Linked DNA regions of Homo sapiens: region 1 is linked to region 2. A link is a loop called in an ENCODE intact Hi-C map of the cell type or tissue named here. Cell type or tissue: K562. All regions are shown on one strand. Each heading gives the region's core, and the rest is flanking DNA. Links, peaks and the distances in the headings are about the cores only. Region 1 has its middle 29 kb from the start of BIRC3. Region 2 has its middle 44 kb from the start of BIRC2.

What was found. Hi-C counts contacts between places; a loop is a spot of excess contacts. Peaks named below come from ENCODE experiments on the same cell type or tissue, not always from the same donor. Only the 100,000 strongest peaks of a DNase experiment are listed, where the experiment ranks them.
Region 1: a loop joins it to region 2, with 4 times the contacts of the local background. A loop is called at or near these places in 4 of 110 quality-filtered maps.

Annotation. Positions count from the first base shown.
Region 1 is chr11:102,285,572-102,290,946 of GRCh38, reverse strand. No RefSeq gene overlaps it. Among named protein-coding and RNA genes, the nearest start is that of BIRC3, 29 kb to the left of the region's middle. In K562, for the core only: a CTCF peak has its summit at 2,819 (motif pointing left); DNase peaks (open chromatin) are centred at 2,826 and 3,586.
Region 2 is chr11:102,388,174-102,393,548 of GRCh38, reverse strand. No RefSeq gene overlaps it. Among named protein-coding and RNA genes, the nearest start is that of BIRC2, 44 kb to the right of the region's middle. In K562, for the core only: a CTCF peak has its summit at 2,686 (motif pointing left); a DNase peak (open chromatin) is centred at 2,688.

The DNA.
Region 1 (5,375 bases), core at 278-5,277, 100 kb after region 2:
GGATGTTAAGCAGCATCCCTGGCCTGTATCGCTAGATGCCAGTAACACCTTCCTTTGCTCCATCCCAAGCTGTGACTACCAAAAAAGGCCCCAGACATTGCCAAATGTCCCCCGGGGGGCAAGAGAAGCACTGGGTTAGAGGCTCAGGCAAGGCCAGGACAAGCAGAGCCTTGAAGGCCATGATAAGGCACTTTATTCTGAGTCTGATGGTGTTATAGAGGAAAGTTATGCTCCCCAAAATTCATATGTTGAAGGCCTAACCACCACTGTGATGGTATCAGGAGGTGGGGCCTTTGGGAGGTGATTAGGTCTTGAGGGTAGAGCCCTCATGAATGGGAATTAGTGGCCTTATAAGAAAATACAGGAGAGAGTTTGCTTCCTCTCTCCCTGCTTTCTGCCATGTGAGGATACAAATCAGATAGATATCTGTAAACCAGGAAGCTGGCCCTCACCAAGTTCCACACCTGCCAGTGCCTCCATCTTGGACTTCCTGGCCTGCAAAGCTGTGAGAAACAGGTGTTTGTTGTTTAAGCCACTGAGCCTATGGCAATTTGTTAGAGCAGCCTGATGTGACTAAGACAAATGGAAAGCCATGGAAAATTCCAAGTAAGGGAAATACGTGATCCCAATTACACCATAGGTAATTGAACCATGTATTATTATCTTTGAAAGTTCTCTTTCAAGAGTATTGAACCATCAGGGTCACTACTATTTTGACTAGAACCTGTCAGTTCCAGTTTACCTTCAGCTTGTGTCTCCCTGCATCCAAATCTTGTGTTAGGTTCACTCCCTGGAGTAACTTCTGCTGGTTCAGACAACCACCACCACTGACGTTGTTTTAAGCAGGCCACTGGGGAAGAGCATGGACTGAAACACACTTTGCCTATCTGAAACGTGGGGATCTTATCCATCTGAAAGAGCTGTTGCAAGAATAAATGAAAAAAGTGCCTGGCACAGCATCTGGACATACTGGCACTCTGTAAGTCTTAGAAGGAGGTAGAACAAAATACTGTGGCAGACACAGAGGTGTGCCCCTCAGATCTCTTTTCAAGAAAAAATTTTGCTGCTCAACTGCCAAGAATGCAGTGAGCTGGCAGCCTCTGCTGTTACTACCTCCAGAATCTGCCACTTTTTAGCTAAGGTCATGTTCTTCCTGGAGGGGAACCAGGGCCTGGATATTTCTGCAAAATGCAGGACTCCTCTAACAGGCACTATTGCTCCAGAGCTCTCTGTTGGGTGGGTGGAGACTCAGATCTGCAACGTTGTCTGAGCTTTTCCACCCAACACCGCCTCTCCAGTCTCTTTCATTTTTCGTGGCATTACTTCCCACTAAGCCTCTTGCACTAACTCTGTCTCAGATCTGCTTCCCGGAGGACCCAGCTGATGCATCTCTCTATTTACTTTGCCCCCTGCCTACAACTTTCTTCTTTTTCTGTGCTTCAGATTGCAGAGTTTTCAGGAAACTCTTACAACCTTCCTCCTCTGTGTTCCCACAAAATTTTGTTTATACCTTTATTATAGAGAAGGAGAAGGGAACAGTACTTATTGAACACCTGTTGTAGGCCAAGAGCTGTACTGAGGAAATTTTGTTTATATATCCACACTCACTCTTGAGTTTTCATACTAGCCTGGGAGGTAGAGTTTATCATTCTTATATTGTAGATGAAAACTCAGAGTTGCAGTGGTCTGTATTGCAGAACAATATTTCATTTCAGTCTGATAAAGGACGCTGCTATTTATTTTCATTAGACTACTAAGCATTTAATGTACTTGATTGTACTTTATCTGATTGCATGTCTACTTTTGGGGAGTGGAAATGCCTTATTTGTTTTTATAAACAATGACCGAACCCGGTTCTATGTAATATACATGTAGTGAATGCTTACTGAATGAGTGAATGAATTATGGCTAGATTGGACTTGGACTTACTCTTCTTCTATGTGAAAAGGTGCATTTTGAATAATTGCTAAAATGCATGATAATGAGACTACCACAGGCCCGGATATAGCAGAGCTGCCCAGTTGCTGTTAAATGCTGGGATTAGATAAAATCAAAACCGCAGGATTCTATAGAGGCAGTAATGGGATTTGCAACTAGAATGTTTCAGATTTTAAAAAACTGTCACTTATGATGAGGAAAACAAGGCCAGGTCAGCTGGGCCTGAGGCCAAATGGAGAAGGAGGTCAGGTTTAAGGATGAAAATGGCAGACCTAGTCGATTTGCAGAAAGCAAGGGATCCTTACAGCTTATCGGGGAGTGAAACGTAAATATTAGATGTAAGTCTAGGGAAGGACCTTCTGGGTCTGCTACAACAGATGGAGGTCGGGGGAGGTTGGGGGAGTAGGGGCATGGTAACTGCAGGGGCTGGATCATGGTGGGCGCAGGATGCAGGTGTTAAGTCCGCTGCAGGAAATTCTTGTTTTTTGGTTTTTGTTTTTTTCTGAATGAACACATAGCTCAGCATATTATCGTTATTTTTGGCTCCTAAGTTTGAGACATCTGAACTAAATCAATTGCTGACAGCTACACTCCCACTGCAGTGTTTCACGGCTTGCCCCCCATTTTGTTAGCCTGAAAATTTGGGGAGTTGCAATAGAATAGATAATATCTGAGATTATTTCCAAGGAGAAAATTTCATGATTCTCAACCCCCTCGAGGGCTGGTGGGGGATGAAGGAGCAGCCATAACGGGGCAGGATCAGGGGAGTTCAGACATACGTGGCTGACGTGATCCCGAAGAATAGCCACCACCTTCCCCTGGACTGTTGAGATGCCTGTGAAAATTTGCAACACAGATCCAAATAAACAGTGCCATCTAGTGGCAACTCTCTTGAACTCATCCATCCATTTATCCACCAGCCATCCATTTAATATTTGCAACATGTCTACTATGTGCCCGCTACTATTTAACAGTAACAAGAGAGATTCTGAAGTCTCTTCCCTAGTGAAACATTCTAACCAGGGACAGACAAGTCCCAAGCCCCATAGCGGTAGTGTAGACCTCATTAATTGACAGTTCAGATGTTTCAAACTTGGAGGCCAAAATTAAATATAATACACAAAGCTACTTGTTCCCTTTTTTAAGTGAAAATTATCTTTTAATGTAGAAAAGATGAATCCAGGAGTTCCAAAATTAGCCTGGGCAACATAGATTCCATTTCAAAGAAAGAGAAAAAAAGTAAACAGGGGCCGGGCGCGGTGGCTCACCCCTGTAATCCCAGCACTTTGGGAGGCCGAGGCGGGCGGATCACGAGGTCAGGAGATCGAGACCACGGTGAAACCCCGTCTCTACTAAAAATACAAAAAAAATTAGCCGGCTGCGGTGGCGGGCGCCTGTAGTCCCAGCTACTCGGGAGGCTGAGGCCAGAGAATGGTGTGAACCCGGGAGGCGGGGCTTGCAGTGAGCCGAGATCGCGCCACGGCACTCCAGCCTGGGTGACAGAACGAGACTCCGTCTCAAAAAAAAAAAAAAAAAAAAAAAGTAAACAGGAGGTTTTTAAACTCTTTTATTCTCATAGTCTGACTCCATTTTTGATGTTTGCTGACAGTTTTCAAGCCCCCCCTCCCCCTCCGCCAACTTCCTTCTCCTTGCCCCACCTCTGGGCGGGGTGATAAGAAATCCTGAGTGCTTCCTCCTTTGGCACTGAAAGTGAGTTCAAACCATGCAAGCCTTGGCCAAGTAAGAACCCTACCCTCTAATCACAAGTAAAAGCAGAGTCAGTCTCCTTTCCCTGCTCTCTCAAGCCATGCTTGGACCTGCTTGGGAGCCACCTGTTCTCCCCAGAAAGACTCCATCATGTGATTAATAAAATTAATAACTCCCCTTTTTTTTTTTTTTTGAGACAGAGTCTCGCCCTGTCGCCCAGGCTGGAGTGCAATGGCGCGATCTCGGCTCACTGCAACTTCTGCCTCCCGGGTTCAAGCACTTCTCCTGCCTCAGCCTCCCAAGTAGCTGGGATTACAGGTGCCCACCACCTTGCCCGGCTAATTTTTTATATTTTTAGTAGAGATGGGGTTTCACTATGTTGGCCAGGCTGGTCTCCAACACCTGACCTCAGGCGATCCACCGGCCTTGGCCTCCCAAAGTGCTGGGATTACAGGCATGAGCCACCATGTCCGGCCCATAATTGCTATTCTTACATACGATAATGGAGGTAGTCCTATCTGTTTGCATGCCATTTCCAAATTGTTTGTCTCACCCTTCATAAGGATCACGGCCAAAACTCTTATAACAAAAGACAGATTAGCAAGAGAAAAGCATAACAAATTTATTTAATCAAAGTATTTTGTGATGACACAGGAGCCTTCAGAAATGAAGACCCAAAGACCCAGAAAAAACTTTCTATTTTTATTCTTAGGTTTGATGAAGAATGGACAACCACGTAGAAATGTGATTGGATGAAAGTCAGAGACTGGGGAGCGAAACCCAGCAAGTCCTGTCCGTTCAGATTCTTCTTGGCCTCTCTGTGCAGCATTCTTTCCTCTCTGGTATGAGGCAGCACCCCTCCTGAATGAGGGTGTTCAAGGGAGAAGGGAGAGAGTAACCTTTCTAGATGTTATGGCTCACTTTGCAGGGAGAGGGATTCTAATTTCTATGACCCAAAGTTGGGAAGAGGAATTATGGTTCTATGACTCACTTCAGGGAAGGAAGGTGGATGGGAAACAGACAGGTGGGAGAAGGTCAGAGAAAGACTTTGCTTCTTTGTTTTGGGGAGTTTTTTGTTTGTTTTTGAGACAGGGTCTGGCTCTGTCTCCCAGGCTGGAGCTCAGTGGTGCGATGAGGGCTTACTGCAGCCTCAGCCTCTTGGGCTCAAGAGATCCTTCGAGAGCCTCAGCCTCCCAAGTAGCTGGGACTACAGGCATGTGCCACCCCATTCAGCTATTTTTAAAAATTTTTGTAGAGATGTGGTCTTCCTATGTTCCTCAGTCTGGTCTTGAACTCCTAGGCTCAAGCGATCCTTCTCCCTCGGCCTCCCAAAGTGCTGGGATTACAGGCGTGAGCCCCTGAGACTTTGCTCCTTAAACTGCCTCTGAGGCTTTCCAATCTCCTTTAGTTCAAACTACTCAGAATACAAAAATTAGCTGGGTGTGGTGGTGGGCACCTGTAACACCAGCTACTCGGGAGGCCAAGGCAGGAGAATCACTTGAACCTGGGAGGTGGACGTTGCAGTAAGCCGAGATCACACCACTGCACTTCAGCCTGGGCGACAGAGTGAGACTCCATCTCAAAAAAACAAACAAAAAAAATCAAAGTACTCAGGAGGCCAAAGTGCCATATTTGGGGTATTGTTTCCTGAGCCCCAAGAGATGCATTCTCAAGAACATTAGAAGGTGAAAAAGAACTCCCATTCCTCATCTCTCCCCATGCCAGAATTT
Region 2 (5,375 bases), core at 241-5,240:
TGGGCCCCAGAGCCAAGGTTTCTCTATGTGTTTACACCCTGGAGACCAGCTCAGTCATCACAGAGGGCCAGGCCTTGCCTCCACACTAAAGCCGCTGTAGCTGTGTGCACACTTGTGCTCTTGTCCCTGCCTGTTTCACAAGCTCCCATACTTCACCAGCAGGGTGTCTGTGCCCTGGGCACCAGTGCCATTACCACCCCAGAGCTATAGTCCCTTTACACATGCTGCTCTGTGGGCATCACTCATCAGACACCAGTTCCATTGCCACCTCAAGTGGGCTTGCATGCCAGACCCAGTGTCAAGAAGGATCCCTTTAGCCACAACTTCCCTGGTCGGGGAAAGAGAGATCAAGAGGACCCTACAGTCATCATCACCAAGCACCCCAACAGCCCTTACCACTGCTGCAAACACTGACAGTGTTGGTTGCTGAGGATCCCTGCAGTTTTCAACAGTGATCTCAGCTGAAAGAGCTACAAGGAGACTACACTGTTGCATCCTCACAGCTGCCAGAATCACTGCACCTCACCCAGCCAGTGCCCTCACATCCCCCTCTCACAGGGGAAGTCTTTCCTTAACAAAACCAGTCTTAAAAGTCTGGAAGAGGTGACTGCTGCACCAAATGCTCAAACATCAACGTAAGGTAAAAAGAAACATGAAAAGCCAAGAAAACATCAATATCAAAAGAACACAATAATTTCCCAGTAGCTAATGCCAGAGAAATGGAGAGCAACAAACTACATAACAAAGAATTCAAAGTAATCATTTTAAGGAAGCTCAGCAAACCAAGGAAATACAGAGGAACAATTCAATGAAATCAGGAAAACAAAATGAGAAATTTAATAGATTGAAATAAAAAAAGTTCCATAGCTGCAGAGTACAACAAATGAAAAATGCAATAAAGATACCAGGTTCAACATGGCTGACTAGATGCAGCTAGGATGTGCCTCTTCCACAAAGAGGAACCAAAATATTGAGTAAATCACATGAACAGATCTTTTAAGAGAGAACAGGCTGGGTGCAGTGGCTCACACCTGTAATCCCAACACTTTGGGAGGCCGAGGCAGGCGGATCACCTGAGGTCAGGAGTTCGAGACCAGCCTGACCAACATGGAGAAACCCTGTCTCTACTAAAAATACCAAACTTAGCCAGGCGTGGTGGCACATGCCTGCAATCCCAGCTACTTGGGAGGCTGAGGCAGGAGAATCACTTGAACCCGCAAGGCGGAGGTTGCGGTGAGCCGAGATCGCACCATTGCACTCCAGCCTGGGCAATAAGAGTGAAACTCCGTCTCAAAAAAAAAAAAAGAGAACACTGAAATTCAATAGAAGATGGGAGACACTGGTTAAAGAGGGAAGTAATAGGACTGCGTGCTTGGCATCACCAAGTGCCAGGACTGGCCCCAGACCAGGACCCAAGGAAAGGGTGAGTGAAGGAACTGTGGGGTACCACATTCCTGCCACAGGCCTCTGAGATCTTAGCTACAGAAGAGTTCCATGACCTCACAGACCTTTAGACTGGCAGAGGGAGCTAGGGAACTACGTGGAGACCACACACACACAGGTCACTTGAACTCATATAGAACCCCAAAGGCTTCTATGTGCTGGACAACTTAAGCAAAGCGTGACTCTGGGCACCAACCCCCAAGACTCTATGTCATGCCATAAGCTGCTGCAGCTGCTGCTGTCTGCCAGGCCAGGGAATGAGCACGGCCCAGGCACTCTCACTCTTATATGCCACAAAGACAGGCTACATCTGAGCATGCCCCATGCCTGCTCATCCCTCCCAAGACTGCCTGCCTGGCCATTCCCATGGCTTGTTGGGGAGGGAGGAGACAGGGGGAACCTGACCCCACAGTGTAGCCACCATTGCCCCATCTGAGTGTTTTGTTGGCAGCCTGGGGGCAATTTGCTCCTCCCTATCACAGCTGTTACTTGAGCCCAAGGGGCCAGTGGACAAGTCTGCTGACTTGGTACTTGTTCCCCAGGACTCAAGCACACCATCCAGGAGCATGGAGATTTATGATCTGATCTCAAGCAGGGTAGGAGCCCCCACTGTCAGAACCACAAAGAGCATGGTGTGGGTTCACGCAGTGGCAGGGAAGCATGGTGGCCCGCCCTCCATAAGACTAAAACAGAAAGGGTACGGCCTAATAACAATGGTTTCTGCCCCCAAGGAGTCACATGGCCTGTGGCTAGGCAATTTGAATGCAGTTGGCTTGGGACTAGCATAACCATTCTGTTCTGCTGCTGACAGCTAGATACTGGAGACCTACCAGCTCAGGGGTGTGGGAGCTGGGTGGGTCCCACTGCAATGTGGTACAGTGAAAACCCTGGGCTGTCCCAATTCCCCTGAATGGGCTCTGTAGCACAGGAGAGGCACCTCCCGGCCTCTCTGGAAGATTGCCCCAGTGGCCTGGAAGCTGACCCTAGACCCTTGCCAGCCACCTTGGCAGCAGAGCCGGGATGGGGACCACTGGGAACCCCATGGGCCCACTCATTGCCCAAGAATTCTGATACCTCTCCTGATTAACAAAGGCGAAGTAAAAATTTTACACCATCTCAACTACCGGGCGCCTGCAAGTGCCAGCTACTGGCTGGGAGGTCAACCTCCAGGGCCCATCACTTCTACTGACACCACTGGACAGTGCTTGGCCGCCTCTTTCCTGCAAGCTCCACCTACTGGCCCGTAGAGTGAACTGCACAACCCAATGTAATTCCTGCTGACTGAAGCACACAGCTCTGGAGAACGAGATAAGCCTCCCAACACCTCCACCTTCCCATCTCTGTAGGATAAAGTGAACCCGCTCACACACACAGTACACCATTACTACAACCTAAAAAACAACCAGCATTTGAGAAAACCACTACATTAAGGCTATTATTAATACAGAGCTTTGGCCCCCTAGAAACAAAGAGAAGCAGAATATGCACTTACCTTGCAATGCCCTACTTCAGAAATGAAGGAGAGATAAAGACTCTCAGACAAAAGCTGTGGGGGTTCATCTCCGCTAAACCTGCCTTATAAGAAATGTTAAGGGAATTCTTCCAGCTGAAAGAAAAGGATGCTAATTATTAACAGGAAAACATGAATATGAAATTCACTGGTTAAAAAGTAAGTACACAGTCAACTCCAGAATACTCTAATACCATAATGGTGGTTTGCAAATCAACTTATATCATTAGTATGAATGCTAAAAGACACAACTTTAGGCCAGGCATGGTGGCTCACGCCTGTAATCCCAGCACTCTGGGAGGCCAAGGCAGGCAGATCACCTGAGGTCAGGAGTTCGAGACCAGCCTGGTCAACATCGCGAAACCCCATCTCTACTAAAAATACAAAAACTAGCCGGGTGTGGTGGCGGGCACCCGTAATCCCAGCTACTCAGGAGGCTGAGTCAGGGAGAATCGCTTGAACCCGGGAGGCGGAGGCTGCAGTGAGCTGAGATTGCGCCACTGAACTCCAGCCTGGGCGACAGAGCGAGACTCCGTCTCAAAAAAAAAAAAAAAAAAAAAAAGGCACAACTTTAAAAAATAATAATAGCTATAATAATTTGTTAATGGATATATGATATAAAAATATAAATTGTGACATCAAAAACAAAATGGGGAGCATGGAGTAAAAGTATACAGTTTTTTTTAATGCAATGAAAATTATTAGTCTGAAATATCCTGTTATAAGATGTTTTATATAAGCCTCATGGTAACCACAAACTAAAAGCCAAGAGTAGATGCACAAAAAGTAAACAGTAAGGAATGAAAGCTTGCCACTAGAGAAAATCATCTAATCACAAAGGAAGACAGCAAGAGAGGAAGAAACAGAGGGTCTGCCAAACAACTAGAAAACAATGAACAAAATTGCAGTAGTGAGTCCTTATTTATCAATAATAATCTTGAATGTAAATGGGTTAAATTCTCTGATATGGTTTGTGTATTTGTTCCCTCCAAATGTCATGTTGAAATGTGACCTCCGTTATTGAAGGTAGAGCCTGACGGGAGGTGTCTGAGTCACAGAGGTGGATTCCTCATGGATGGCTTAGCATTATCCCCTTGGCGACAAGTGAGTTCGTGTTCTGAGTTCATGAGAGATCTGGTTATTTAAAAGAGTGTGGGACTTCCCCCCTCTCTTGCTTCCTCTCACCATGTGACATTTGACTTCACCTTCTGCCATGAGTAAAAGCTCCATGAGGCCCTCACCAGAAGCTGAGTAGATGCCAGCACCATGCTTCCTGTACAGCCTGCAGAACTGTGAGCCAATTAAATCTCTTTCCTGTATAAATTACTCAGTCTTAGGTATTCCTTCATAGCAACACAAAATAGATGCACACATTCTCACATGAAAAGACAGAGCAGCTGAATGGGTAAAGGAAAACAAGACCCAACTAAATGCTGCCTACAAGGACACACATGGTTTGAAAGAGAAGGGATGGAAAAAAGATATTCCATGAAAACAGAAACCAAGAGTGCAGAAGACACTATAGTTTTATCAAATAGAATAGACTTTAATTCAAAAACTGCAAAAAGAGACAAGGTAAGTAAATGACAAAGGGGTGAATTTGCAAGAGGATGTAACAATTGTAAATATATATGCTCCCAATGTCAGACCTCCTAAATACAGTCGTACCTCAGTATCTTGAAGGACGGGTTCCAGGCCCCTGGCAGATACCAGAAGACATACATATTCAAGTCCCATAATTGGCCCTGCAGAACTCTGCAGATACAGATTTTACATCCCACGAATACCATATTCTTTATATAGGTTTGGTTGCAGATGTGAAACCTGCTGATACAGGGGGCGAATTGTATTTACTGCAAAAATCTGTATATAAGCAGACCCACGCAGTTCGAACCCGTATCGTTCAAGGGTCAAACTGTATGTAAAGAAAGAAAAAACGCGTTCCTTTCTGATCTGAAGGAAGAAATAGCAACACAGCTGAAGAGGACGTTAATACCCCACTTTCAACAATGGACTTACCATCCAGACAGAGTATCAGTAAGGATATATTAAACTTGAACTACGTACATCAAACCAAATGGCGCTAAAAGACATATACAGAACATTCCAACTAACAGCAGCAGGATACAAATTCTTCTCAAGCACACACAGAACATACTGCAGGAGAGATCATATATTTGACCACAAAACAAGTCTTTATAAATTTAAAAGACTGAAATAACATCAAGTACCTTTCAAACCACAATGTTATATAAATAGAAACCTAAAAGGAATTCTAGAAAATTCAGAAAGATATGGAAATTAAACAGATGCACCTGAATAGCCAATGGGTCAAAGAATTAAAGGGGATATTTAAAAATGTCTTGAGACAAACAAAAGTGGAAACCCAACATACCAAAACTTACAGTATGCAGCAAAAGCA